3 separate regions of the Homo sapiens genome follow, and regions 2 and 3 are each linked to region 1. A link is a loop called in an ENCODE intact Hi-C map of the cell type or tissue named here. Cell type or tissue: ascending aorta. All regions are shown on one strand. Links, peaks and the distances in the headings refer to the core of each region. The heading gives the core; the rest is flanking DNA. Region 1 holds the start of NPNT (nephronectin). Region 2 has its middle 84 kb from the start of NPNT. Region 3 holds the start of LOC124900749 (a long non-coding RNA gene).

Region 1 (9,950 bases), core at 3,305-8,304:
CTGTCTTGGCTTAATAGACTCATGCCCCTCTGGAGCATCTCTCGTGACAACCCCTTAGGCATAGTGCCCAGAGTCCCTTCAAGGGATATGCCCCATAAGAGTCACTGTACACAGGAGACCCAGTGGTTTGCTAAGAGGTGTATTTGGCTCTTCCTGTTTAAATGTGGTTTACCAATCAGGGGGCCATTTTAACCAGCAATATAGCAACAGACGTAGCCATGCATAGATAGCTAAATATAATTTTTATCAATACATTCTAGATATTCTGTAATTTCAGTTGTTATTTATAATTTTTTATTTTGACTTGAACACTGAATCTAATCTTGTCTCACCTCTAAAGTACTTTGCTTTTGAAGTCATTTTCTCTTTTCAAGACAGTAGAATCAGACTCTCATCCTCACCATCCCACTAAAACTAGCCTTATCAAGATCATCAGTGATCTCCTTGTCAAGTCTGATGATCACTTCTTAGTCCTGATCTTATTTAACCTTTCTATCTTTGGCTTATAAGACAATATACTTGCTTGAGTTTCCTATTACACCCCTATCTCCTCCTTTTCATTTTCCTGGGTTTCTTCCCTACTTAAATTTTGGAACATCCTTAGTTCTTAGTCCTTAGTTCTCTTAATTAGACTTCTTCTCTCTCCCTCCACTCTCTTCATTCTACATCTACATTCACTGTCTCTCATCCAGTCCCAGGGACTTAAATACTGTTGTGACTAACAATTTACATCTTGAGCCCTAGGCTCTCCGAGTTGCAGAGTTGTGCAGCATACTGCCTATTTGACTTCTCCACTTGAATGTCTATAAGACATCTTACACTTCACTTGTCTGAAGTATAACTTCACATAATAGTCTGTGGTGGTGACTATTAGTTGCTCTCTAAATTCTGCTCTTCCTTCTTCCATAGTGATAGAAGGTTGAGTTAATGACTAGGCTATATTTTCCAGTCTCCCTTGCAATTGCATGTGACTATCTGATCTAGTTCTTTCCAGTGAAAGGGAACAGCATTAATAGGTGCTATTTCCTGGCTCTAGTCCTTACAAGAACAATTGTGCCTCCTCCATACTTCCTTTTCCTCCATCTCACTAGCTAGAATGGTAACTATTAGAGTGACTGTGAAGGTGAGAGAGTCACTGTCAGGCTGGGACCTGAAAGACCTCATGGAACAGAGCTGTCCACCAACCTGATACACTCTCTTCAGACTGTTACATGGTGAAGAAATAATTTCTATCTTTTGAAAGTCATTATATTTTGGGGCTCTTTGTTGTAGCATTTTAACCTTTCACCTTAACTGACATAGAAATTGGTACCAGAAAAGATGCTTTCTTAATTTAAAACCCTGCATTTTCTTAATGGTCAGGCAAATTTGCAATTAAAGATATAGGTAGGGGGGCAGAGCAAAGAGTTTTTTTGCTCTGTTTATGATGGGAAGTCATTGGAGGGATTATTCAGTTGGACTGTGGTTTTACAAGGCATAACTATAGCTGCTCTGTGTAGGCTAGAAAGCTGGTGATGCTTATGCTATTTCATAAAATTGTTATCTATAATAACTTGGAAGGCACATCACATATCCAAGTCAAAGGAATATAGTTGTAAAAATGAGAATGTTAGCGTACTTCACTGTTCTTTGTTGATTTAAGTAAGGTATCATAAGAAAGATGAACTCAGGCAAGAACTGGCTGCTTTGCAAGCAGAAATGGAAGGAAGTGAGAATGTCCAGAAATTAAGGGCCTCTCAGGGCTGAAGAAGACAGCTGTTTTTGTGACCCAAACATTAATAAAAATGCAGGGATCCAAGCCTTGTGGCAAGGATCAGAGTAAGGTATCGCCCTCCTAAGCAACACTATTATTTCAGCTAGCCTCAAGGTGGCCCTCCATTAAGATGAGAAAGTAAAGTATGGATACAAGGAAGCAAAGAAATAGAGCAGCCTTCAGAACTAGGACTAGAAAAGACTTTGCTGTTATTTCCACAAGCAACTGACTGGAAGCAATTAGATCAGAAGCCTATTACGGTTTTAAGGAAATCTAGTTGCCACAGAAACCATGAATCTGTTAGCTCCTTAAAGCAATACTCAAGCCTTCAAATTTTTATCAGCAGAAAAGGGGTTGTGAATGATATGCAGCCCCCTAGGAAGGCATTTTCTGTAACAGTCACTTCTGATATGGCTATGGAAAATTATGGACAAGGTAGTTCCTCTAAGAGAAGCAGAGTATCCCAAATGTCTAACCAAGGCACTTTCTGCACTGCCAGAACAGAGAGTCTCCATAATTCTTGCTCAGCTGTGAGTCAAAATTGCTGTGAACAAGAAGCTATGTGTATCTTTATCTTAATAGGAGCTTTTAAAAGCAGTCATCCTATGCCTGTGCCACTACTGTGTATGGGGTGTGGGAAGAGAGGGAGCAATATCTTGTTTAATGGTTTGTATGACACCAACTATGAGAAGTCATTTCAGAGCTTGATAGAGAAAACACACCGCTCTACTGTCTGCGTGGACATGGGCTGCATCCCACACCCTCACGTGGCTCTCTCCCTCACTTCATTCAGTCTCTGCTCAAATGTTACTTCCCCAAAGGTGACCAAAGCACTCCATCTACAATCACACCTCCATCATTTTCTACAACCGTAACCTCCCTTTATCCTCTCCTTACTCCTTTTTTCTCTACATAGTCCTTCTGTATTGCTCCCCCACTGGAATGTAAACCCTTTCAGGGCAGGACTTTGTCTTGTCCTTAGCTGAAATCCTAGCACCTAGCTAGAAATGGCCAATACATTATAGGTCCTTAATAAATATTTACTGAAAAGAAAAAAGACTATGAGCTTCTAAATTTGAAAGGTCTGAAGTTGTGTTTGTTTGATTCTGTTTTGCTATTTATCTGTATCACATTATGAATGGTCACAGAAAATTATTTGTGCACGAGAAAATTGAGATTACTACCTGCAAGGTGTCATTACCTGGTAAGAAGCCTATCAAAAGTTTGTCCTCCTGAAAAAGTAGTTATTGCTAAAAGCTAGCTGTTTTGATCTCATTCTTGCTCATTTGTTTTTAAGACTGAGATAATGAAATGTCACTCCCATGGCAACTCTGCCTCTTTTTCGGAATGATCATTGGTGGTCATAGTTGCAGCATAATAACCAGTTAGACCTTGGAAATCCTTTAGATTCTCCTTATTCCATGATTTAACAAAGACTGATATAATTAGCTACATTTTACTGAAGGGAGAAGCTAAAGTTCACAGGCAGAATTCAATTTAATCCAATCCATCTGTTTAATCTTTGCTGAACTTAAGCTTTGTGCCAGGCATTGTGCTGGGGATAAGGGATATAGTGACAAGACAGACACTGCCCTGGCCCTTCTATTGGTTAGACTAATGTCTCACGGGACCCAGAGTGGTAGGGAGGCAATGACAACACAATACATTAAGAGCTACCTTAGAGCATGCTAAGTGTAATAGAAGTATATAAAACACTAGTCTCAGCCAATCAAAAAGTCAGAAAAGGCTTCCTGGGGGACTGTCGGCTAAATTTAAACTCAAAGGGTAAGGGGAGATTGTCCAAATGAAGAAGGAAGAGGAATGAAGAGGAGGCTAAATTTAAATGAAGAAGGAGTGTTTTCTAGGCCAAAGCAAATATATGGAAAACAAAAGAAAGACGCATGTAGATGGGGCATTACACTTTTCCCTCCAGTTATTTATCCTGTTTTCATCCACCACTCTTCGTCTTTTCCTTAGATCTCCAGTTTTTTAGCCGTATATTACCCCCTTTCTCTCTAATCATCCATTGCACACAGTGAGGTTTATTTGTAAATCTAACCCAGGCACCAACTAACCAACCAACAAACAAAAACAGCTAAGGAGTAGCCACTGGAACCTGGAACCATGCCTACACTTACAAAAATTTGATTTTCTGCAGAAAAAATATTTTGACTCCTACATTTTTGGACTTCATTAGAAGGACCTGAAATGGATGACACCAAGCTGTTTGCCTAAAATAATGTCCCAAGCCTGAATTGGCATGGATCTTTCTTGAGATTAAAATAGAAACTTGTTTTGCTAACTGAAAACAACTTAGAAATCAAAGAGCCATTTAAGTTGAAACCATTATTTTTCCTTTCCTTGAAGAAAATTCCTGTTTTTACACACACTGAATGATCAGGATAGTGAATCACCCTACCACAGAACTTTCCATTAAAAATTTGAAGTTGTAGAAACCTCAAAAAGAAAATGAAGATGGGGGGAAAACGTTTGTAATGTAGCAAATGAATTGAATAAACATTTATGAGCACCTACTATGTGCCAGGCAGTGTTCTAGGTGATAAAGATACCTGCCTTTGTACAGCTTGCATTCTAGCGGAAAGAAAACATACAAACAAAAAATATGCAAGTTATATAGTAATATAAAAGATGAGTGGTATGGAGAAAAGACAAAGTAGGACAGGCCAAGGATCATCAGAAGGAGGGCAAGTTAGAGGTTTAAATAGGATGGTCATGACTGGCCTCTTCAAAGAGGTGTGACATTTGAGCAAAGACTGAAGGAAGTGAGGGCGTGTGCCATGTAGATATTTGCAGAGGGCAAGTTGCAGTTTTAAATAGGATGATCATGATTGGCCTCCTGGAAGAGGTGACATTTGAGCAAAGACTGAAGGAAGTGAGGGTGTGAGCCATGTAGATATTTGGGTCCAGATAGAGAAAACAGCCAGTTACTGGCCCCAAGGCAGGGGCATGCCTGGAACATGCAAGAAAGGCAAGGAGGCCATGGACTGGAGGAAGAGAAATGAGGACATTGAGAGGTACGGGAGATGACAGATGATCACTGCACAAGGCTGTCATTCGAGGTAAGGTTGGGAAGAGGGGTGACTTGATTGGGCTCATGTACATCTTAGGATAATCATGTTTTCATTTGAACACAGTCATTTAGTACAATACTTTTTACTCTGCAACAACTGAACAATGATTACTTAAAATGGTTTCTAAGTGATCCCCTCAAGATCAGGCACCACAACACTACTAGGCAGTAGCAGCCCTTCCTCTCTGGCAGGCACTCATCCCTAGAGGGGCAGTCCTGTCCTAATGTGCTCGGGAGTTGAGCTGATAGAGACAGAAACAGTCTGCTCATTTCTTCTTCAAAACCCGACTGGAGAGCCAAATATTTCTTTTGGTTAGTTACAAAATAAAAAATATGCCTTTGCCAACTCTGCGGGAAAAGCAAACTCCCAGAGTTTGCCTTCGCTAATTTGTCCAAGTCGTGCTGTGGTTTTAGTAAATGCAGACACTGCTCAGCTCCAGCCCCATAAACCTCTCTGCTCTAGGGCTTCTCCGCCCTCCGGTGAAAGCTACTGCTCGCCCCTGCAGTCACCACCTGTTCGGGCGGAACCTGCGGAGCGTGCACCTACGCCTCGGGCTCCTTTCCTCCTCCACTCCCCTTTCCTGCTGGGCACCCTGCTTTCCCTCTCCCAGAGAGGGTTTGCAACTTTTCTCCCAGGCTGGGGCTCGCCCTGCTTGGCTAACCCCCAAGAGCCACTGCCGTCCCGCAGCGCCCCTGCCCCCGAGTTGCCTGCCCCGCTGGGCCCCCGGGAGGAGCGGAGCGCGCTCACCCTTCGCCCGGGGCTGGGAGGGCGGCGAGTCGGGCGCACGCGCACCCCCTGCCCGCCCCTGGCGCCCCTCCCCGCGGGCGGTGCAGCTACCCCTGCAGCGCCTCCCCTAGCTAGAAGGGAGCGGGAGGGGGCTCCGGGCGCCGCGCAGCAGACCTGCTCCGGCCGCGCGCCTCGCCGCTGTCCTCCGGGAGCGGCAGCAGTAGCCCGGGCGGCGAGGGCTGGGGGTTCCTCGAGACTCTCAGAGGGGCGCCTCCCATCGGCGCCCACCACCCCAACCTGTTCCTCGCGCGCCACTGCGCTGCGCCCCAGGACCCGCTGCCCAACATGGATTTTCTCCTGGCGCTGGTGCTGGTATCCTCGCTCTACCTGCAGGCGGCCGCCGAGTTCGACGGGAGGTGAGCTGGGCCCCGGGGCGCCCTCTCCTCCTTCCCGCGCTAATTTCACACTCACTGTCTTGGGTCACTTTTCCCCGCGGGGTTTCGTGGTCAGAGAGGCGTCTCCTCCATCCAGAAGTTGGGCCACCGCACAGCGTGGCGCGAGGAGAGCGGTCCAGCGGCTCCGAGTGCCCGCCCGAGGCGGAGAGGGCGCGCCCTTGCGAGTCTGGGACCCCATCCGCGGCCCCCCGAGGGCGACTCGCCCCGGCTCGGGAATTAGGACTGAGGGAGAGGAGCCGCTGGAGCCTGGGATCTCGGCTCTGAGGGCGCGGTTTAGCCACCTACGCCGAGGTGACGCGCGAAACATCCCTTACCCGGGAAACTCCCGCGCCTGAACTAGACGGCTCTTCACTGGGGAAGCTTCCAGGCCCCCGGGGGGAGGCCCGGGCTCTGCTCAGGGCTCTCGGGGCCGCTCACACAGAGAGTGGGTGCGAGTCAGCGACTGGGCTACGGGGGAGATTTGTGGGCCTCTCCATTTGGTTTTCTTGAGGGAAGGAGACTCAAAATGAGGACCGGAGGGTGGGCGCTCCGTGAATGTGAGCATGAGTGTGTGGATGTGTGTGTGAGAGCGCACACACTGCGCCGCTCCTCAGACTCGGGCGAGCCTGACGGCGGCGTGCTGTGACAGGTTCCAACAACCTCGGGCCGCGTCTCCGCTGTCACTCAGCCGGTCCTCCCGCGCTCCGGGGCCGCTCCGGTGTGTGAGAGACACTGGGTCTGTCGGGAGGGTGTGCTCGGTCCCCCTCACCTCTGTGCAATTACAGACTAGGCTCGTCCCGGGTGCAGATGGCTGCTGCGAAAAGAGGTTTTACTCTGGCGCACACCGTCGCCCGGTCGCCTTCCTTCAGCGACCTCTGCCCCCACCCCTCCGTGTAGGTCCCTGCCTAGTCCTAAAGAAAGATGCCGCACCTGTTTTACCTTTAATCTTGGAACGAATCAATTCCACAATTGATTCGCTTTCTTGTACCCGGAGGCGAACGGAGGGGAACCAGTGGAGCGCCAAGAAAAAGCACAGCTGCTTGTTCACTACCTGGTCGGAGGAAATAGAAAGTTCGGGGTTATTTTGTACTTTGGGCCTGGGGGTAGAAAGGCAGGTAAAAGAAAAGGGGAATTGAAAAAGATAAGGAGACTTTAAGAAAACGTGATAGCAGCCAGAGTGTAGACCTTTTTATTTTATTTTTAAAAGCAATTCTGTGCTCACATTTGGGTATGTTATGCATTTCTTGCACACATATTTGCAACAAGAAACCCATCACAAGATATGCATATGATGTGAATGCATATAGCTTTTTGTAACTTTAAAAAGATGTCTAAAACAGCAAATTAAAATGTTGATACCCAGAGGAAAAAAGTCATTTAGGTGTGACTCTAAACAAGGAAACAATTTAGCAAATAATGTGTCAACGTGTAATCAGGTGGATAAATCTGTATCCTGAAATTACTTTCTTTAGGCATTATTTACATTAGAGAGGAAAATACTATGAATTGTTGATCTAAGCACGTTTCAAACCACAAGGATACTTGAGATATCAGCTACACTTTAAACTCTCCTTGGTTTTATTTAGACTTTTTTCTAGTACTTTTTTGTTTTTTTTGTTTCTGCCACAGTTATGTCTCAAAAAGAGCTCTGTTACACTTGATTTTTGAGAAACCTTTCTGCTCCTTCCCCCATCCACCTTTTATATGAGGCAGAAATTTTTTCTGCTTTGACATGTCTTACTTAATACTTTTCAGTTTATGGTGAATCAGTCAAACCTGGCTTTCACCCCAGTAACAGGTGTGGGTCTTTGAGGAATCTGTTTTATTTCAAGCTTCAGAAACTATCCTGTGAGTGGCAGCCTTGAGAATTGTTGGTGTTAGCTGGTGCTATTTCTACTTAAGAAAGCATCTTTCCCTCCCGTTTTTTCTCCTACCCTTGTGTGTTGGGGGATGGGGTATTTAACTGTCTGAAATTTGACATTAGATCATAGCAGAACTATTTCTGTGAAGGTGTTTTAACCTTAAATTTCTGCAGGCATAAAAGAGTTTGTAGAAAATTGTTGGGTGTGGTTGACATTTTTTCTGAAGTAATAATACAGAGGAAATTACCTTTCTTCTCAAAAGTGTCCTTATTTATTTTGAATCTTTTTTTTTGGTAGGTGGCCCAGGCAAATAGTGTCATCGATTGGCCTATGTCGTTATGGTGGGAGGATTGACTGCTGCTGGGGCTGGGCTCGCCAGTCTTGGGGACAGTGTCAGCGTGAGTATCAAGCCTGGGGACTTCAGTTCCCTGGGAGGTGTGGCTTTCCACCTTGTTCATGGCTTCACCCCACATATCAGAGGGTTCATTACTGAGCAAGGCTTGGCCTTGCAGGTCTGACTTGGGGATTTTCAGGTACAGTCCAGACTCCTTATTCTGCTTCTTTTCAGCTTTAGCCACCTGTATTACGGCCCAGCTTTGTCATTCACAGAGAGCCACCTTAAATGTTTCTTTTAGCATTTTTCCCCCCAAATCTGCATCTCCTTCCTGTTTTCTTACCAGGTTTATTTCTCTCTCTCTCTCTCTCTCTGTCTCTCTCTCTCTCTGTCTCTCTCTCTCTCTCTCTCTCTCTCTCTCTCTCTCTCTCTCTCTCTCTCTCGCTGACTCGCTTGCTCCAGGCTGGGAGATGGGGATAAGATAATGAGTCTAGACCGTATTTACACTGGGGATAAGATAATGAGTCTAGACCGTATTTACACAAAATAAACTCTGAACCTTAGAGTACTTATATAATCCTCACCATAGCTGTTGTGTAAAGTGGCCCATTTGTAAATCCTTTTTTGGACTGGGGTTGTATTGACAGTGTTTTAAATGGACCACCCAGTATAATGAAACAAAGCCACTGAAACAACATTATTTGTAAGTTCTATAAGTAACCAACCTCATGTAATAAGTACCAAATCAGAAAGCTGATTTTCACCTTTTCTGTGACCACAAATGGATATTTTAATGGTAAAATTTAGAGCTACATCAAAAGAGTTTGAGAAATTTAGGAAATTTGTCCCCAGCATTTTATCGCGATCTTAAAATTGTATCTCACTCCTACTGCAAAAAAATAGTCTTCAAATGATCAAGTACCTTTCCAGAGCACCCTTAGAGTGCTTGGGGCGGGGGTAGGGGGCACTTCTGGTAAGATGATGGGAACTAAGTTGGGTTCTACATTGGGATATATATTTTATTGCTAATGAGGAGGAGGCTTAGAGGAAGAGAGAAGGGCAGTTACGAAGGCTAGAGCTGGCAATGGAGAAGCCTGCCTTAGAGATGGGTTGCTAGTGTGAGGAGTCAGGCAAATTTAAGTTCAGGAAAGTTAGGAGTTCCCTCTGCTATTTTAATTTTTGAGGATGCTTGCAATGTCTTCCTTAATTTTGTGAAAGAGGGACAGTGACAGTCACAGATTGACTCTAATTGCACATAAAGACCACAATCTCTGGTTGGGAATAGAAAGGTAAAGGAAATGAATGTTTGCCTACCTGGTATGGAATTTGAGAACCAACAGATTCTAATAACCAAAATGTGAAGAAAGGACCCTTCTGTTGGCCCAACACACCTACACATAACCCTCCTGAGTGAAAAATGAGTAGTTCTATACCTGCAGTCTCCAGCTGTGCAAATACTTCTGATACTACAGAAGACTAAATTCCACCAGGCACCATTCTTCTTTTTTGATCATCTTCCCTTAAAACAATATTGAATAGACTAACCAGTGAGTGTACAGCAGCTTTGCCTACTTCTTTTGTTTACTGGAAACTGGAGTTACCACCATCTCCCTTTAACAGAATGTAATTGACCCCCCGTGCAAAGGGTCTAGCCAAGCAGCTCGCACATAGCAGTTAGGCAAACATTCGTTTGCTTCACCTTTTATGTTTATACTTCCAAAATCAAAGTAGTTCCAAGGTTTTCTATGT
Region 2 (9,950 bases), core at 1,573-6,572, 83 kb after region 1:
ACTAACATCAATTTCATTAACCTTTGAAATTTGTCACTGGTTTTCTGTTTTTATTTTTCTTTTATTTTTATTTCTTCAAATCGTTGACAAATTCTAACTGTTCTGCCTCTGAAATAGTTTTCCCCCAGCCCACCAATCAAAAATGCAAAAATATGGGCGAACATTTTTTAAATTTTAAAGAGAATGTGTTTTCCCCGATGATTTAATTCATCAGGTGTTTTAAATGATTGGTCAGTAGCACTGCTCTCCTGCATGTTTCTTACAGTGCTGTTCACCATAGCCAAGATACAGAATCAACCTAAACTATCAACAGATGAATGGATAAGGAAAATGCTGTCCATACACACAATATAGTACTATTCAGCCATTAAAAAGAATGAAATGCTGTCATTCATGGCAACATGGATAAGCATCGTGGACTTACGTTAAAATAGGCACAGAAAGAAATATCACATGTTCTCACTAATGTGGAAACTAAAAAAATGAGCTCATGGAAGGAGAGAGTGGAATTGTTCATATTAGAAGCTGGGAAAGAGAAAAACATTGGTTAACAAATACAAAATTATAGCCAGACAGGAAGAATGGGTTCTAGTATCCTAGAGTACTGCAGGGTGAATATAGTTAATAATTTATTGTATATGTTCAAAAAGCTAGAGGAGAGGACTTTGAATGTTCCCAACACAAAGACATAAGAAATGCCTGATGTGATGGATAGCCTAACTATCCTGATTTGATCATTACACATTGTATACATGTATCGAAATATCACTCCCATACTCCATAATATGTATAATTATTATGTGTCACCTAAAATTAATAGGGGAAAAATAGTACTGCTGCATCCCCTCTCATGAAGTAGTCTTCTTTTGCATCCAGAAGCCATAGATCAAGCTTGTCAAACTGCCTGTGGCCCAGGATGGCTTTGAATGCAGCCAACACTAATTCATAAACTTTCTTAAAACATTGAGTTTTTTGTGATTTTATTTTATTTTATTTTATTTTATTTTAGCTCATCAGCTATCATTAGTGTTAGTGTGTTTTATGTGTGGCCTAAAACAGTTTCTTCCAATGTGGCCCAAAGAAGCCAAATGTCTATGGCCTTGGACACCCCTGCCATAGATGTAGAGCAGAAGTTTTATATGTATTTTCATATGTATTTTTGTAAGCTCCTTCAAATCTATTATTAAATAATATAATTTTTAAAGAAAAAATTTGGTTATTGCAGGGTTGAACTCACTGTCAAATTATCTGAAAAGCAGACAAGTAGCAGAGAGCAGAAAGCTTAACATATTTAGCAATAAATTTAAAAATATCCATTTTTCTTTTTTAAAGAAAGCAAATGCACAGCCATGAGCTGCCCTTTCCAGCCTTATCAGTCAGAGTGTAGTCAGTGGACCAGTAGTGCAAGCACCACCTGGGAATCATGGGCCCACCTTAGGCCTAATGAAGTAAAATCCACTTATAACAAGATTCTTAAGTGAGTTGTAGGCCCATTAAGTTTTGCAAAGTACCACTTTAGAGTACTGTGTAACACTTTTCTATTAACCTTAGCTTTCTCCCACATAGGAACACCCATGAAACAAATTTGCCCAACTAAGGTAGATGGGCAGATGGTAAACCATGCTTTAGAGTGGTGGGTTCTCAAAGTCTGATGCTGGAATCAGCAGCTTCAACATCACTAGGGGACTTGTTAGAAATGCAGATTCTCAGGCCCATCTTAGACCTACAGAATCAAACTCTGCAGGTGAGGCCCAGCAGTCAGGGGTTTTCACCATACTTCAGTAAATCTGATGCATACTGAAGCCTAAGAACCACTGCCTTGGAGACGGCAGTGCTGGATCATAGACAGGTACGGAAGTTCCCTGCCTCCTGCCTCCGTATGGTTTATTGAGTGCCTACCAACACCAGCACTGCTGGAGCCACCATCAGCACCTGCAGGTATGAGGTTCAACATGGTTGCAGGGCTAATGTATAATTAGGAGAACTTGAGTCGACGTTATTTCATTGGTAGTCTGAATAACGTTTTTTATATGCACGGAAAATGTATAGCTTTCAAAGTGCTTTCCACAATATTTCATTTAACCCTCACTGCTATCCAAGGGTGCAGATATAATTACCTCCCACAACAGATGAGAAAACTGAGTTTGAGAAGGATTAAGTGACTTGTGAAAGCCCGTAGTGTTATTAAGGGCCAGGGCTAGTTTTGGAACCCACAAAGCACAATTGCTAAGAGATCTTCTCTCAGCAGTTTGAAAGTTAGAGAAGTTTCAAATGTAGCTGAAAACTCCAAAATGTTTTCTACCTTGTGGAAAATACATTTCAGACATTCAGATTAATGAAGAAAAACCCATGAAAAAATTCACAACTTCCTCTTTAAAGGTTCAACAGTAACAACAAAAATAATATGTGTACATATAGAGAGAAAGAGATAAAGCAAATGAGGCAAAATGTTAACATCTGGTGAATCTAGGTAAAAGATTTATGAGTTTTCATTGCACAATATCTGCAACTTTTCTTTGAAAAGTAAAATCCACAAAGCTTTCAATATTTATCTGTGTGCCCAAGTAGATTAGACTCTATACTTCTTCCTTATCATTGTGTATGTCTTCAGGCCTTCTGTGAAATAGCTTCTAAGTACGAAAGAACTTATCTACGCTGCACTGAGAGAAAGCAGGGAACAGACAAATGAGTAACAAGCAAGGTGCAATTACAACTTCTTTCTTTTTGCAGTGAAGCTTACCATTGATGCTAATATTCTTCACCGGGGTAAATAGTTCACTGTCAAAAGGGCAATTTTTTGTTGCTATTTTTATTAATAGGATTGTGTTCTGTTTAACCCCAGGCATAAGCCCAATCTCACAGAGAAGTTCTAGGGATTTTTTGAGAATCTGGCTTTTAATGTGTTGCTTTGACCCTTGCGCTGTAATTCTCACTGTCGCCAGTAACCACACTGGGCTGCATCTCAGCACATTTCATAAACTGTTCTTCTACTTGTACATCACTTTCCTCAGGTTTCACAGCTCATGTTTCTTAAAGCCTTTTCGATTAAATACCAGATTGGGAAGAAATAACTAGAAAGACCATTATTGAAACAACTAGGGAAATTCAATTTAGATAATAGCATTTCTGTCAAAAATGAATGATTATGAACCCAGTTAAAAGTGGGTTAGGGGCATGATGAGTGATTACTTGCCCCCAACCCACTTGTAAGAAGTGATCCTGCCACACTGTGCTTGAGTCCTCCTGACTTTTTCTATTCCTATGTGAACAGCAAAGAAACTGTGATAAGAGTTACCAAATGTAGATGGTTTTACAGTTGACAAATACTAAGATAAATGAGAGATTAAATGGTATTTAATATCTCTAAATACCATTTAATATCTCATTTAACCTCATTTGATGAAAATGATTTCATTTGACTGTAGTGCTTTCATGTAGGTAGTAAGTCCCTGATTTTATAGAACATGGAATATGAGAGTCATTGAGTTAACCAAATTTCCAAAGGTCACTTGGGTAGTAGGTACCAGTGCTGGGATTCAAACTAGGGTCTGATTTAAAAGTTCTTCTAATCTATGCAGAACAATAGTGGCAAGTCATAAGAACTCTGCAGGAGTGTGGGGTAAGGTCAGGAGCAGAAAAAGGGACCCAGGGAACTTAGTGAACATCTTTGCAAATGCACAAAAGTCATAAATACTTACTGTAGAATATTGAGAAAATTTTAAAAGATGGAAGAAAGGAAGGAGGAAGGGAAGACAGAAAACCCATTATATCTCAATCTGGAAATAGTCATTGCTGACACTTTTGTATATATACTCTCAGATTTTTTCCTTTATTTAAACCTATCCAAACCTACATGTAAAGGCTTGTAACTAACAAGGCTTCATGAATAGCTTGTGATAGTGAATACGTCTCATGAGATCTGATGGTTTTATAAAGGGCAGTTCCCCTGCACACACCCTTTTGCCTGCCACCATGTAAGACATGCCTTTGCTCTTCCTTTGCCTTCCACCACGATTGTGAGGCCTCCCCAGCCATGTGGAACTGTGAGTCCATTAAACCTCTTTTTCTTTATAAATGACCCAGTCTCAGGTATGTCTTTATTAGTAGCGTGAGAGCAGACTAATACAAACTTGCCTCTACTACTTCATTTTAATGGCTGCATAGTATTCTATTGAAAGGATTAACCATAAACATTAAACTGTTTCTCTGGGATTTTGGACTGCCTCTCTAGCCAGGCCTTTTAGGGATTCCAGAAGACTAATTATGCTGCAGGAAATGATTCACGATCTATTTGTAATAGCTGGCTCTTTCCTTTCCTCACTTGCTCCAGTGAACCATGGAAGCATTCCCTGGGGGCCTGGTGTTAGCTTCCCAGAAAAGCCAGACCTGAGTACTTGGTCAGCCTTTAGAAATAGAAATAGAGAAGAAACATTCCATTAGGAATCTTCCTAGATTCCAAAACATTTCATTTTAAAACAACAGAAGAAAAAGGGCAACAAAATTTCCTGCTTCCTCCCAGCTGTTCAGTGAGCCATTGGAAGGGGAAGAAGCAAAGCACAGTCATGGAAGTTCCTGAGTTTGCATCATAGTTGAGCTCGTTGTGCCATTCTTCTAAGTTTTTGGTAACTAAAGCATTATAACATTGAGGCTAAAGTTAAAGTTTAGATGCCTTTGTGGATAACTCAGCTTCATTCTGGAAGCCTACTATAGAAGGCAGAATACCTGTAAGCCAAATTGGAGATAGAAAATCTCCAATTTGGAGATTTTCTAAAGCTCTAAAAAAGAGAATTCTTTATTAAAATGTCACTAGATCCAGGAGCTTTTGCATAATATGTGAAAACAAAATAAGGAAAAACAAAAACAAAAACGCTTGCTTTAATCTGCTTGGAAATGTGTAGAGTTTTAGCCTTGACAGTGTTCAGCTAACAAAAGAGGGATTTTTCAACAGAGTTTCAAGTGGTTTGGAAGGGAGATTTGTACCCTTCCTGTGGGGTTCCTATAGTGAGCCTTCCTTGTGCATTCTCAGTCCATGACATATATCACCTCCTGGCTCTGGCTTTGTGTCCTTCAGCTCTCCTCAGCACACATGGCTGGCTGGTGTCAAAGTTTAGAGGCCTGTATGGAAAACTCAGCTTAGGGATCTAACTCTTCCATCAGTGAGGATTCTTTCCCGCTGATTCAGCTTTAAGTGCTTCTAGACAACACTTTAGCAGGCAGGCCTTCCTTTTTTTTTTTTTTTTTTTTTTTTTTTTTTTTGACAGGGTCTTCTGCTGTCACCCAGGCTGCAGTGAAGATTATGACTCACTGAAGCTTCACCATCCGGGGCTCAAGCAATCCTCCCGCCTCAGCCTCCCAACTATTTAGGACCATAGGTGCATGCCACCACATCCTAACTAATTTTTGTATTTTTTGTAGAGATGGGATTTTGCCATGTTGCCCAGGCTGGTCTCAAACTCCTGAGCTCCGCCCACCTTGGCCTCCCAAAGTGTTGGGATTATGGGTATGAACACCACACCACCCTGCCAAGCAGTCCTTCCTAATCAGTTGGAGCTGGCATTAAACACTGAGACCCATTAGCCATTCTAGAGCTAAAGCTGGTACTTTGATATACAAAACAACACTCTACGTAGTTATATGGCTCTTTCAAAGGATCCCAACCTCTTGTGTCAACCTCAAGCACTCTTTTTGATTCAGAGTACTGATCCCGGTCATTTCACTCCATTCTCCCTCATATTATATAGTTTGATTTTCCCCAAGCAGAGTAGATGCCTCTTTACAAATCGAAGGTCCTGGTTTTCTTTTTTTTTTAATTTTTTAAATTATACTTTAAGTTCTAGGGTACATGTACACAACCTGTAGGTTTGTTACATATGTATACATGTGCCATGTTGGTGTACCATGCTATTTTGGTTACTGTAGCCTTGTAATATAGTTTGAAGTCAGGTAGTGTGATGCCTCCAGCTTCGTTCTTTTGGCTTAGGATTGTCTTGGCAATGAGGGTTCTTTTTTGGTTCCATATGAACTTGAAAGTAGTTTTTTCCAATTCTGTGAAGAAAGTCATTGGTAGCTTGATGGGGATGGCATTAAATCTATAAATTACCTTGGGCAGTATGGACATTTTCATGATATTGATTCTTCCTACCCATGAGCATGGAATGTTCTTCCATTTGTTTGTGTCCTCTTTTATTTCCTGGAGCAGTGGTTTGTAGTTCTCCTTGAAGAGGTCCTTCACATCCCTTGTAAGTTGGCTTCCTAGGTATTTTATTCTCTTTGAAGCAATTGTGAATGGGAGTTCACTCATGATTTGTCTCTCTGTTTGTCTGTTATTGCTGTACAGGAAGGCTTGTGATTTTTGCACATTGATTTTTTATCCTGAGACTTTGCTGAAGTTGCTTATCAGCTTAAGGAGATTTTGGGCTGAGACAATGGGGTTTTCTAAATATACATTCATGTCATCTGCAAACAGGGACAATTTGACTTCCTCTTTTCCTAATTGAATACCCTTTATTTCTTTCCCCTGCCTGATTGCCCTGGCCAGAACTTCCAACACTATGTTGAATAGGAGTGATGAGAGAGGGCATCCCTGTCTTGTGCCAGTTTTCAAAGGGAATGCTTCCAGTTTTTGCCCATTCAGTATGATATTGGCTGTGGGTTTGTTATAGATAGCTCTTATTATTTTGAGATATGTCCCATCAATAGCTAGTTTATTGAGAGTTTTTAGCATGAAGGGCTGTTGAATTTTGTCAAAGGTCTTTTCTGCATCTATTGAGATAATCATATGGTTTTTATTTTTGGTTCTGTTTATATGCTGGATTATGTTTATTGATTTGCGTATGTTGAACCAGCCTTGCATCCCAGGGATGAAGCCAACTTGATTGTGGTGGATAAGCTTTGTGATGTGCTGCTGGATTCAGTTTGCCAGTATTTTATTGAGGATTTTCGCACAGATGTTCATCAGGGATATTGGTCTAAAATTCTCTTTTTTTGTGTCTCTGCCAGGCTTTGGTATCAGGATGATGCTGGCCTCATAAAATGAGTTAGGGAGGATTCCCTCTTTTTCTATTGATGGGAATAGTTTCAGAAGGAATGGTACCAGCTCCCCCTTGTACCTCTGGAAGAATTTGGCTGTGAATCCATCTGGTCCTGGACTTGTTTTGGTTGGTAGGCTATTAATTATTGCCTCAATTTCAGAGCCTATTATTGGTCTATACAGGGATTCAAATTCTTCCTGGTTTAGTCTTGGGAGGGTATGTGTGTCCAGGAATTTGTCCATTTCTTCTAGATTTTCTAGTTTATTTGCATAGAGGTATTTATAGTATTCTCTGATGGAAGTTTGTATTTCTGTGGGATCGGTGGTGATATCCCCTTTATCATTTTTTATTGCATCTATTTGATTCTTCTCTCTTTTCTTCTTTATTAGTCTTGCTAGTGGTCTATCAATTTTGCTGATCTTTTCAAAAAACCAGCTCCTGGATTCATTGATTTTTTTGAAGGGTTTTTATGTCTTCATCTCCTTCAGTTCTGCTCTGATCTTAGTTATTTCTTGCCTTCTGCTAGCTTTTGAATGTTTTTGCTCTTGCTTCTCTAGTTCTTTTAATTGTGACGTTAGGGTGTCAATTTTAGATCTTTCCTGCTTTCTCTTGTGGGCATTTAGTGCTATAAATGTCCCTCTACACACTGCTTTACGTGTGGATTCTGGTAAGTTTTGTCTTTGTTCTCATTGGTTTCAAAGAACATCTTTATTTCTGCCTTCATTTTGTTATGTACCCAGTAGCCATTCAGGAGCAGGTTGTTCAGTTTCCATGTAGTTGAGTGGTTTTGAGTGAGTTTCTTAATCCTGAGTTCTAGTTTGATTGCACTGTGGTCTGAGAGACAGTTTATTATAATTTCTGTTCTTTTACATTTACTGAGGAGTGCTTTACTCCCAACTATGTGGTCAATGTTGGAATAAGTGTGATGTGGTGCTGAGAAGAATGTATATTCTGTTGATTTGGGGTGGAGAGTTCTGTAGATGTCTATTAGGTCTGCTTGGTGCAGAGCTGAGTTCAATTCCTGGATATTGGATATCCTTGTTAACTTTCTGTCTTGTTGATCTGTCTAATGTTGACAGTGGGGTGTTAAAGTCTCCCATTATTATTGTGTGGGAGTCTAAGTCTCTTTGCACGTTCCTAAGGACTTGCTTTATGAATCTGGGTGCTCCTGTATTTGGGGCATATATATTTAGGGTAGTTAGCTCTTCTTGTTGAATTGATCCCTTTACCAGTATGTAATGGCCTTCTTTGTCTCTTTTGATCTTTGTTGGTTTAAAGTCTGTTTTATCAGAGACTAGAATTACAACCCCTGCTTTTTTTTGTTTTCCATTTGCTGGTAGATCTTCCTCCATCCCTTTATTTTTAGCCTATGAGTGTCTCTGCATGTGAGATAGGTCTCCTGAATACAGCACACTGATGAGTCTTGACTCTTGATCCAATTTCCAGTCTGTGTCTTTTAATTGGGGCATTTAGCCCATTTACATTTAAGGTTGATATTGTTATGTGTGAATTTGATCCTGTCATTATGATGTTAGCTGGTTATTTTGCTCGTTAGTTGATGCAGTTTCTTCCTAGCATCAATGGTCGTTACAATTTGGCATGTTTTTGCAGTGGCTGGTACTGGTTTTTCCTTTCCATGTTTAGTGCTTCCTTCAGGAGCTCTTGTAGGGCAGGCCTGGTGGTGACAAAATCTCTCAGCATTTGTTTGTCTGTAAAGGATTTTATTTCTCCTTCACTTATGCAGCTTAGTTTGGCTGGATATGAAATTCTGGGTTGAAAATTCTTTAAGAATGTTGAATATTGGACACCACTCTCTTCTGGCTTGTAGAATTTCTGCCAAGAGATCAGCTGTTAGTCTGATGGGCTTCCCTTTGTGGGTAACCCAACCTTTCTCTCTGGCTGCCCTTAACATTTTTTCCTTCATTTCAACTTTGGTGGATCTGACAATTATGTGTCTTTGAGTTGCTCTTCTCGAGGAGTATCTTTGTGGCGTTCTCTGTATTTCCTGAATTTGAATGTTGGCCTGCCTTGCTAGGTTGGGGAAGTTCTCCTGGATAATATCCTGCAGAATGTTTTCCAACTTGGTTCCATTCTCCCCGTCACTTTCAGGTACACCAATCAGGTATAGATTTGGTCTTTTCACGTAGTCCCATATTTCTTGGAGGCTTTGTTTGTTTCTTTTTATTCTTTTTTACTCTAAACTTCTCTTCTCTCTTCATTTCATTCATTTGATCTTCAATCACTAATACCCTTTCTTTCCCTTGATTGAATCAGCTACTGAAGCTCATGCATGTATCACATAGTTCTCATGCCAGGGTTTTCAGCTCCATCAGGTCATTTAAGGTCTTCTCTATGCTGATTATTCTAGTTAGCCATTTGTCTAATCCTTTTTCAAGGTTTTTAGCTGCTTTGTGATGGGTTCGAACATCCTCCTTTAGCTCGGAGAAGTTTGTTGTAACTGATCATCTGAAGACTTCTTCTCTCAACTTGTCAAAGTCATTCTCTGTCCAGCTTTGTTCCATTGCTGGTGAGGAGCTGCATTCCTCTGGAGGAGGAGAGGCTCTCTGATTTTTAGAATTTTCATCTTTTCTGCTCTGCTTTCTCCCCATCTTTGTGGTTTTATCTGCTTTTGGTCTTTGATGTTGGTGACATGCAGGTGGGGTTTTGGGTGGGTGTCCTTTCTGTTTGTTAGTTTTCCTTCTAACAGTCAGGACCCTCAGCTGCAGGTGTGTTGCAATTTGTTGGAGGTCCACTCCAGACCTGTTTGCCTGGGTATCACCAGCAGAGGCTGCAGAACAGCAAATATTGCAGAACGGCAAATGTTGCTGCCTGATCCTTCCTCTGGAAGCTTCGTCTCAGAGGGGCACCCGGCCATATGAGGTGTCAGTCAGCCCCTACTGGGAGGTGCCTCCCAGTTAG
Region 3 (9,950 bases), core at 2,703-7,702, 53 kb before region 1:
CAAACAAACTAATTGGCACTAATAAATTTAGTATCAAATGTATAAGTCAATGTTTTTGAATGACTTAAGAGTGAAGGTTATAGCATTAATAAAAGACAATGTTTATGGAATTGAATGTATGTTTATCTTTATTAGCTGTGACAACAGTGATTTCCTGATGTATTAATCATGCCTTTTTAAATTTTCTGATGTTTTACTATTTGCTAATCCTGGAGAGACTGTTCCTCCCAGGGCTAGCCAATTCCTAGAGATAGTAAAGGTCTTATCAACAAACATACCTTGCATAAGTAAACTCACCAACCCAGAGCCCTTATCCCACAACTACCTCCTTTATCAAGCTCTTATTACTTCCAGGCCACTATCCCCCTGCCCTACTACCCTAGGGCCAGATATCAAACAAGTAGGAACGGCCCTATGCCTGAGTTCACTGAAATTATTCAAACTAGCCACTCCCAAGCCTGCTTACCTCACCTTTTTCTTCCCATGGAAACCGCCTCCTGACCTATACTGGTGTTTCCCCATGTGGCCCTTCATCACATGGCATGCCCCCTCTTCTTGGGGAACTGTGAGTAATAAAGTATCTTTTCAATGGCAGTCCTCTCCTGATCTGTTGGCTGTGCACATCTGAATAACAGTAAAACCCACATGTTAAAACACCTGGATCTTAGTGTTCCCATGAGGGATAGAGACAAAAAAGGTGCTTCTCTAACAGTGTAAACAATCTGTGGAATAGATTTCTTAAAATTAATAACATATTGATGATATGCTTTTCTGTCTTTTTATAAAAGCATTTCAAACTGGCATAGTTTTTACTTCACCATAGCATTTTATGCTTTCTACATACAAAGCATATTTTTATATAATTTAGTTTCTTCAAGATTATCTTACTCTTAATATTTAGAATGATGACTAATTCCTTTTTTTTCTATTTCAGTGAACAATTCAAGAAAACTTTATCATACAAGGTAACCTTAAAAAGATCTAGATATCATCCTAATACACTTTTTATCCTTTATATTTTTCCCTCTCATATTTCTAGTGGAGTAAATAATCTATAGTTATAATTGAATAACTCATGAATGTCTAATATGGGTTTCTTTTTCTCTTTCTTTTGCAAATCCAGATTAACTCTTCAAGTAGGTAACAAGATTTGTGAAGGGTCTGAGATTTTAACTCTACTTGCAGTCTAACAAGTTAGCCTGCCCAGTGGATGCTGGCAGAAGATATGAGACCCCTAAGTCAGAGACAAAAGACAGTTTGTTGCTCATGGCAATAGTGGTAGCCACAATACCATTGTTTTCACACTGACTCTCTATGGCCCAATTCCCACAGGGCAGAAGCAAATGGGCCAGGTAACACCTGCCCTTTTGTTCCAGAGGGAGAAACTATATATTTTCCAAGGCTGTTTACTCTGTAAACGTGCTTGAAAAGATAATCTATAACAGAGGAAAATTCTTTTGTAAAAGGTCAGATAGTAAATATTTTAGGCTATGCTGGCCATAACAAATCTCCAAGTATTCCTCTCATTGTCCTTGACATTCTTATTGTTTTTGTTGTTGGTTTACAACTCTTTAAATATATAAAAACTTTCTTAATTCACAAGCCACACAAAAACTGGTCATAGGCTAGACTTGGCCTGTGGGCCAAACCTTGCTGACCATTGGTCTGGAACAAAGACAGTCAGTGTCTCTGCTTGTAAAACATGAAGAAACACAAGAGACCCACAGAGAATTGTCTTCCAAAAGTAGTCAGAACATACATAGTTTTTAGTCACCAATCTGATCAAAACAGTTTCTAGCTTCCTAAACATCACCACTATCCAATTAACTGGTCAATAGCATGATATAATACAATTTAAGAAATGATAATATTTGAGAAAAATATATAAATAATTCCATTAGAAGTTGACAAATTCATTTGGATTCTTAGTTAATGCCACTTTTTGCACAGACTCACTAAAAACATAGTCTCCTTTTATATACCAGCCCCTATATTTTAGGACTTTTACTTTCTCTTCCATCAAACAGTTGAAATATAGTGAGGTATAGTGACCTAAAAATGTTCATTGTTACCACATCAGCAGCTGTATCTCCTTCATTCCTGCTTTATAACTCAAATGCCCACTTCCAGCTCTGTCTCTTACCACCTTATGTGCTACTCACACCTTCCCCTCTTCCTACCAACCCCGCACCCTGTACAAATATGCACAGATATGGAAAGGGGAGAACTTTTAGTGTTCATGCTTTCAGCCAAAACCACAACATTGCTGGCCTTCACCTACTAGATTAAAAGTTTACATATTTTAGGAAACTGTATGATTTTGGAAGAAACATTAGGACCCAAGAAACTTTATTTGCATAACATTCAAAACATCTCACCTTTCTTTCACAAGGCTATGTCAATAAAGTAGAAAATAAATTGAGAAAACAGCCCAGGTGCAGTGGCTCACGCCTGTAAACCCAGCACTTTGGGAGGCCAAGGCAGGCAGATCACTTGAGAACAGAGTTCAAGACCAGCCTGACCAACATGGTGAAACCCTGTTTCTACTAAAAATACAAAAATTAGCTGGGTGTGGTGACACACACCTGTAATCTCAATTACTCAGGAGGCTGAAGCACGAGAATTGATTGAGATCAGGAGGCAGAGGTTGCAGTGAGCTGAGATTGTGCCATTGCATTCCCATTTCAGCCCGGGTGAGAGAGTGATACTCTGTCTCAAGAAAAGAGAGAGAGAGAGAGGAGAGAAGAAAGAGAGGAGAAGAAAAGAAAGGAAAAGGAAAGAAAAGAAAAAAGAACTTGGGAAAACAAAAACTAGACCCCTGTTTCTAATCCCTCCTTTGAGTGATGCTAGTTAAACCAAACAATGAAAGGATGTATGGAAAAAATCAAGGGTGGTGAAGAGATAGGCTGCCCATGGTCTCCTGGCTAGAAAAGAATGTAAAATTTCTACAGTAGGGACAGGGCACACAGAGTCTTTCAGAAAGCAGAAACTCCCCAGTACACCAGTCATAACCTTTATCTACTCTTTCTCCAACACCCCCAAAAGCTGCTTGGCCTTTTGAAGGCCTCAGAACTTTGTGCCAAAGTATCTTGAGACTCACTTTGGAAGTGTTTTTCTCTGCAGTTCAATTTAGACAGCAACCTTTACTGAGTACCTACCATGTGCCTTGCCCTTTCAGAACTTGATTTTGACCAAAGAGAACATACACACAAATAATTCCAATAAAATATGGTGAGACTTATCAGTACAAGAGAACTGAATCTTACCTGAGATTGCGATTGCCTTGACATTACCATTATATAAAATGAATCTTAATTTACAAACACCATGAGGACAAAGTGCACACTGTTTCTTCAAATCATGTAATTCTAAATTTTCCTTCTCTCCTTTCGTTGATGCCTGTTAGTTTGTGGGGAGTTAAAGTTATTCATTGAAACCATTTTATTAGTTTCTCACCCATTGTCATGAAATTTTATAGTGAGCATTAAAATGTTTTTTTTAAGCATACAAGTTTAGACAAAGATATCCCTTTTAAAAAACCAACATTGCCACAATCATTTCACTTATTAAAAATGGAGGCTTCAAATTTAATGTACAGAATACTAAAGGAACAAATGATGAATCTGAATTTAACCTGTTTGCTAAGCTGACAGGTGAGATTATGTACACACTTAGAAACAACAGCTGTTCTGAATGAACAGTTGTCGTGGGATCATTGCTTCATTTCAACTCTGCCTAATCACTCACTTTTGGCTACATGCAGATTTAAGAGTACTGTGCAAAATCATCAACTCTGCTTTTAAAGCCTTCTTTTCTTTTTCATTAATGCACTCTTTTCTAAGACTGTTAAGCAGAAGTAATAATCAGGTCCTTACCTCAGGCCGTCTTTACAGTTTGTCTTAAGGCAGAAAGGGATACACTTCCTGCAGCCTTTTGGAGTGAGAGAAAGAAATCAAGCTTCTTTCCTCTAAAAGGACTAAGTGAAGGGAAGAGTCAGGAAAAGCCAAGAACTAGCTACCACCCTGCTGGATATCCCAGAAAACTACAGAAGCCACACAGTGATCTGCATTGCTTCCTTTTCCTCTGATAGAATGAAAAGCCACTTAGCAGGCCAGGCACGGTACCTCATGCCTGTAATCCCAGCACTTTGGGAGGCAGAGGCGGGCAGATCACAAGGTCAGGAGTTCGAAACCAGCCTGGCCAACATGGTGAAACCCTGTCTCTACTAAAAAAAATAAATAAATACAAAAATTAGCCAGCATGGTGGCGTGCGCCTGTAGTGCCAGCTACTCAGGAGGCTAGGGCAGGAGTATTGCTTGAACCCAGGAGGCGGAGGTTGCAGTGAGCCGAGATTGTGCCACTGCACTGGAGCCTGGACAACAGAGCAAAACTCCGTCTCAAAAAAAAAAAAGAAAGAAAAGAAAACCCACTTAGCAAGACTGCCTAGAACCACATTCCAGAGTTTCAAATACATTTTATAAAAGAAAAATATAAGTGAATTTTTGGTCTTTTAATTTAACACATAATAGCAAAATGTAACCATATTTTTATATTTCAGCTAAAAGCAACTGGGCAAAATGACCCCGAGGATTTTCTGTGCATCTATTCTTAAGAGCTACATCTGGGCCAGCTGGGCATGGTGGCTCATACCTGTTAATCACAGGACTTTGGAAGGCTGAGGTGGGCAGATCACCTAAGGCCAGGAGTCCGAGACCAGCCTGGCCAACATGGTGAAACCCCGTTTCTATTGAAAAAAAAATACAAAAAATACAAAAAATTAGCCAGATGTGGTGGCATGTGCCTGTAGTCCCAACTACACGGAGGCTGAGGCATGAGAATCACTGGGAGTCTGGGAGACGAAGGTTGCAGTGAGCCAAGATTGCGCCACTGCACTCCAGCCTGGGCGACGGCGAGACTGTCTCAAAACAAAACAAAAAAATACAGTGTACTTGAAGGGAAGAAATTATTAAGTACCATCTTCTGAAAGTTTACTTTTTTCAAAAATACTATTTGTGCAGTACTTTATTCAGTTAAACAATGTTGAACTCCAGAAAAATGAGGTAGTTTTTTTGGTGGTTGTTTTTATAACTTTGAAGCAGAAGATAAAAATAAACCCACATTCTATTGCTTTTTCTTTTAGGAACACATGATTCTGTGCAGATTTGCAGACCAGACAGCTGTCCAGCTCCCACCCCAACGAAGGCTCATAGGTATGTGTTTTCACAGAGCAGCTGTTGAGTGTATTATGCACAATATGACTGGGAATGATTGGACCAAGTCTATATGGGAAAAATTTAGCAACATGAAGTCTATTTTTCAATGAGAAACTAAATATGTTCTTCCCAAAAAAACTTAATTCATATTGAAAAGGGTATTGTAACTATAACATTTTATCCTATTTTGGTTAACTTTAATACTTTTAAATGTATTTTGAATGTTTGTACATTGAGTAGAATTCTTACATTAAATCTCTTACTGTTATGAACAAACTGCAAGATCTATCAAAAGCCATAAAAGAAAATAATAAAGATTAAAAAGTCAACTATATATACCAAAATTGATGCATTATAAAATGTATACACAGGGATGATAATGTTTTCTTTCTCAGGAAAAAGGATACTTGTGTATTATTTATCATAGATGAATTTGTTTGACAATATTAAATATTACCTAAATTGGAAGACCACAGAAACATTTCAAGTTTAATAAGTAATTGATTTATTGAAGACATCACTTTAGAAAAAACAATCACATTTAAAAGAATAATAGCAGTTAATAGTTATACATTTAAGCACTGAGCTAAATGCTCTTGACTGTTATCTTGGTAAATTCTTACAAATATACATATGGGGTAGGTACTATTATTTACATTTTAATGATAAGAAAACTGAGACAAAAGCTTTCCTGGGGTCCCTCATCTGGTAGATGATGGAGCTATACTATGAACCCAACTTATTTGATTCTGGACATGAAGTTCTTGTCCACCTTAGTTACTGCTTCCCAGCATACTGGTGTCATATCAGGGTTTAAGATAAGTGGGTTCAGTCAAAACTAATCTTAAAATTATTCAGAGAAACCCAACATTGGACACCATTATATTTTTTCTCTAAATTTACAATGTAGCCCCTTTTCCTCCATGATATACTAGAAAACAGATTGTTGTTTCTTTGGCTGAGCACCAGATGAAGCTGTTAGCTTACATTCAGAGACCAAGTCGTATGAGAAATCCTTATCTTTAAACTCTAAAATCAAAGGCAGCATAGCAAGATGCTCACACTTGGAGACCTGAGACCTGAGACTCAAGGAGTAAGTGATTCCTTCTCTTTCTCACTCTCTGCAGCATAAACATTTGGAAAGAACTCATTCTCTCTTGCCTGCAACCTCTTTGTCTTTCAATGCCTTTCCTTCTTGCTCCTCCTTTTCCCATCTCCAACACTTTGAATTAATCAAATACACATTTGATGAGACTCCACTCACTAGACCCATGTCTTAGTCTGTTTTGCACTGCTATAACACAATACCATAGACTGGGTAATTCATAATGAACAAATTTTTATTTGGCTCACATTTCTGAAGGCTAGGAAGTCCAAGATCAAGGGGCTGGCATCTGGTGAGGGTCTTCTTCCTGCATCATAACATGATGAAAGGCATCACATGGCAAGAGAGAGAGCAAGAGAAGGCTGAACTTGTCCTTTTATAAGGAACCCACACTCTAGATAATGAACCCACTACCATGATAATGGTATTAATTCATTCACTCCACCCTCTTGGCCTAATGACCTCACATTAGGCCCCACTTCCTAACACTGTTGCATTGCAGATTCAGTTTCCAACACATGCTTTCTGGAGGACACATTCAAATGATAGCAATCCAATGAAGACATAATTAGTATGGTGGATGGATGGGTACATGGTAGATGTGTGTTTTAGGTATCAAACTAAAGGGGAGTATCTGGCAGGGAAGTTGCTAGAGTGGTGGGGGTGGGGGTGGGCATTTGGCAATGGGAAGAACGGGGGGAATCACATTGAGAGAAAGCTGTCACGTCTACATCTCTGCTTTACACAGGCCATTCCTCCCCAGGCCCACAAAGGTAGACTATCAGCAGCTAAATTTCAGTTGTAGAGACACTTCAACATGTGAAAACATGAAATTCTTCTACATAATGGAAAAGGAAAAATTAACTGGACTGGGATCAAAGCCAAGGGTAGATGAGCTCAATGTAAACCCTGGGTGGGTACTTAAGGAATGTAGAGCATCCCATTCTGACACAGAATGTTTCATTTTAAGCTAAAAAGTAGATGGGAGAAACATTTACAGATGTCTTAAAGGAAAGACAATATTTTAAGGGAAAAAAAAGAATGTCGGCCATAAGGCTGTTAATGAAGAAGGGATGATTTTGCCTAAATGGAATTCTGGACATCTCTTTTTATATCATTTCTAACCCAGTTTATTCTTTGTGGGATGGGCTCTTTTAAGGAAAATGTACAAAATAAACATTTTAAATGTGAGTCTCTCATTGCTAATTCTTACCTACTGATTTCACCTTCCACTGTTTTTTTCTGTGAGGATTCTGTTGTTCATAGAACTTTTCTATTTTGGTGATCTGTCTTCATTTCTGAAGTTGTTTTAGTTTATCAGTTTCCACTGTCATTCAATGTTTAGCCATTATTATAATTGTTTAGGAAAAATATAATGAAGTTCTGCATAGTCAGTAATCTTTTTCCAGGGGGTTGAAGAAGCTTATATATTGAATTTAAAGCAATTGAAAGTATAAAAGTAAATCATGGCTTTGAATATATTCAGCCCCAAATCATTTTTCCCAAGCTACTTTTGAAGTTTGTGTTTGCCAAAGGAAAACAAATTAACTGCTTTTCTTGCCAGTCAGGTTTCCTTTTTTGTCTTCCAAAGATTGTAAATGAAATACAATACCACTATTTTGTAGAGGGACAGGAGCTCAGAAAATTAAGAGTATACTACACTCAACATTACATTTCCACCTGAAATAAAAGGCATGTAATTGAGAATTTTCTTAAATATTTTTCATTTCTCACTTCTTCATAGCCCTAAAAAACTTCAGCTGGAAAAGCTAATGTCTTTCAGACACCACTTAATCAGCATGTTATTTTAAATATTCTTAAAGACAAATTTTTTTTCCACATTACAGATAATCTAGTTTTATAGGGAAAGCAGAGAAAAGGTCTTTAAATGTATTTTTAACCAAAGTAGGAAATACAGTCTGAGGCTCTAATTTGAGATTTGCTTATAAATACATCTGAAAAGGTTAACATTCTTTAAATTATTAGCAGAGGCAAATATATGAAGTGCCATGTTTTTGTCACCATCATCTTTCCACATTGATCAAGAAGTAAATTGAAAGAAACTAAACAAGACTTAGGGGTACAAAGCATGCTCCATAGTACTTGCAGATTTTGTCACTATATAGATTCCCTTAAACAAACTGAAACTGTCCTGCTAGTGAAAGGGTGTCTCATGATACCATTTGACTGTGTTTCAGGAAAACAGTGCATGTGCTTGGTGGATCTGGATCGAGCAAGAGCTGCAGAAGAATGTGGATACTCCGTTCAAGTGATATCCATGGAGCCAGAGAGCTGCTCTCCCAAAAATAACATGATTGTGGGAGTCCCCATTTAAAATGAGATATTCACATTTGATATTTTGCCATCCGTCTTCACGTTGGATGCCCAGTGGCATTCAGGAGGTTCTTGGCATAACTAGGAAACAGCATTAGCCATCTTGAACCTATTGTGCTCAGGAAGGAAAGCAACAGGGAAATCTTGGAAGTAAAGGCTCCCTGCAAAGCATCACAAATGCTTTACAATGTGTGATTAAAGGACTGCTGGTTTTTATAGTGAGAATCCCCTGAAGTCTCAGCTGCCAAAAGAATAATACTAGTGGAGGTTCCATCACAGGAATAACAATTTCCTTCTCACTTCACAAGCTCCTCTGATCTTGCCAATGTGATGTTTAATTCAAAACAGCGCACTTACAGCCTTTATTTTATACTTATTTAGATATTCACATGGGAACTGAAAGTAGACTCAGTGGAGTTTTTTGTTTTTTATATTTTTAACAATTGTACTTTTTCTATCACTTTAAAAAAATCTAGTCAGGTAATTATAGTACAGTTATTTTTAAGCTGGGGTTAGTTGAACTTGTATAGCATTTAATATACTCCTTTTAAATATATTTCTGCCAGGCATGGTGGCTCATGCCTATAATCCCAGCACTTTGAGAGGCCAAGGTGGGAGGATCATTTGAGCCCAGGATATCGAGACCAGCCTGCACTACAAAAAAATCCAAAAAATGAGGTGGGAGGATCACTTGAGCCCAGGAAGTCAAGGCTGCAGTGAGCCTTGATAGCGCCACTGCACTCCTGCCTGGGAAAATGAGACCCAGACTCAAAATAAATCAATGAATGAATTAATAAACAAATAAATAAATAAATAAATTTCCCATAAATTACCAAATGAGATTGTCACTGGTTCAAATTATTAAATAATTGCCATAAATTTCCTATTACGGGAATGTGGAATTTGGACATACATTTTAACAATAAGTACATTGATTAATACATTTAAGTTTATAAGTAATTATTGAGGATCCAGTATTTTCAAGACCTTGGCCTAGTTTCTTTTCAATTCAAAGATGAGTTGCAAAAGACATAATGTTTTGCCTATGGAAGTAGATCATCTAGAAGAAAAAGATTAAAGAATTAGTTAAGCTTTTTTTTTTTTTTTTTTTTGAGACAGAGTTTCACTCTTGTTGCCCAGGCTGGAATTCAGTGGCTCGATCTTGGCTCACCACAACCTCTGCATTCTCCTGCCTCAGCCTCCCGAGTAGCTAGGATTATAGGCACCTGCCACCATGCCCGGCTAATTTTGTTTGTAATTTTAGTAGAGATGGGGTTTCTCCATGTTGGCCAGGCTGG

What was found. Hi-C counts contacts between places; a loop is a spot of excess contacts. Peaks named below come from ENCODE experiments on the same cell type or tissue, not always from the same donor. Only the 100,000 strongest peaks of a DNase experiment are listed, where the experiment ranks them.
Region 2: a loop joins it to region 1, with 3 times the contacts of the local background. A loop is called at or near these places in 3 of 110 quality-filtered maps.
Region 3: a loop joins it to region 1, with 2.2 times the contacts of the local background. A loop is called at or near these places in 4 of 110 quality-filtered maps.

What each region holds. Positions count from the first base shown.
Region 1 is chr4:105,889,737-105,899,686 of GRCh38, forward strand. It overlaps NPNT (nephronectin), which reads left to right and starts at 5,735. Exons shown (of 12, transcript NM_001033047.3): 1 at 5,735-5,987; 2 at 8,165-8,265. The coding sequence starts at 5,917. RefSeq lists silencers at 4,444-4,493, 5,418-5,987, 6,148-6,357, 6,596-6,890. In ascending aorta, for the core only: a CTCF peak has its summit at 5,942; DNase peaks (open chromatin) are centred at 5,635, 6,025, 6,375 and 6,694; H3K4me3 peaks cover 3,790 bases; H3K27ac peaks cover 5,000 bases.
Region 2 is chr4:105,974,546-105,984,495 of GRCh38, forward strand. No RefSeq gene overlaps it. Among named protein-coding and RNA genes, the nearest start is that of NPNT, 84 kb to the left of the region's middle. In ascending aorta, for the core only: no CTCF peak of the experiment used is centred there; a DNase peak (open chromatin) is centred at 4,356; H3K27ac peaks cover 3,699 bases.
Region 3 is chr4:105,836,925-105,846,874 of GRCh38, forward strand. GSTCD (glutathione S-transferase C-terminal domain containing) reads left to right here. Exons shown (of 12, transcript NM_001370181.1): 10 at 935-965; 11 at 5,141-5,210; 12 at 8,517-9,950. The coding sequence ends at 8,653. LOC124900749 (a long non-coding RNA gene) reads right to left here and starts at 4,696. Exons shown (of 2, transcript XR_007058216.1): 1 at 472-4,696. In ascending aorta, for the core only: no CTCF peak of the experiment used is centred there; a DNase peak (open chromatin) is centred at 4,857; H3K4me3 peaks cover 456 bases; H3K27ac peaks cover 1,046 bases.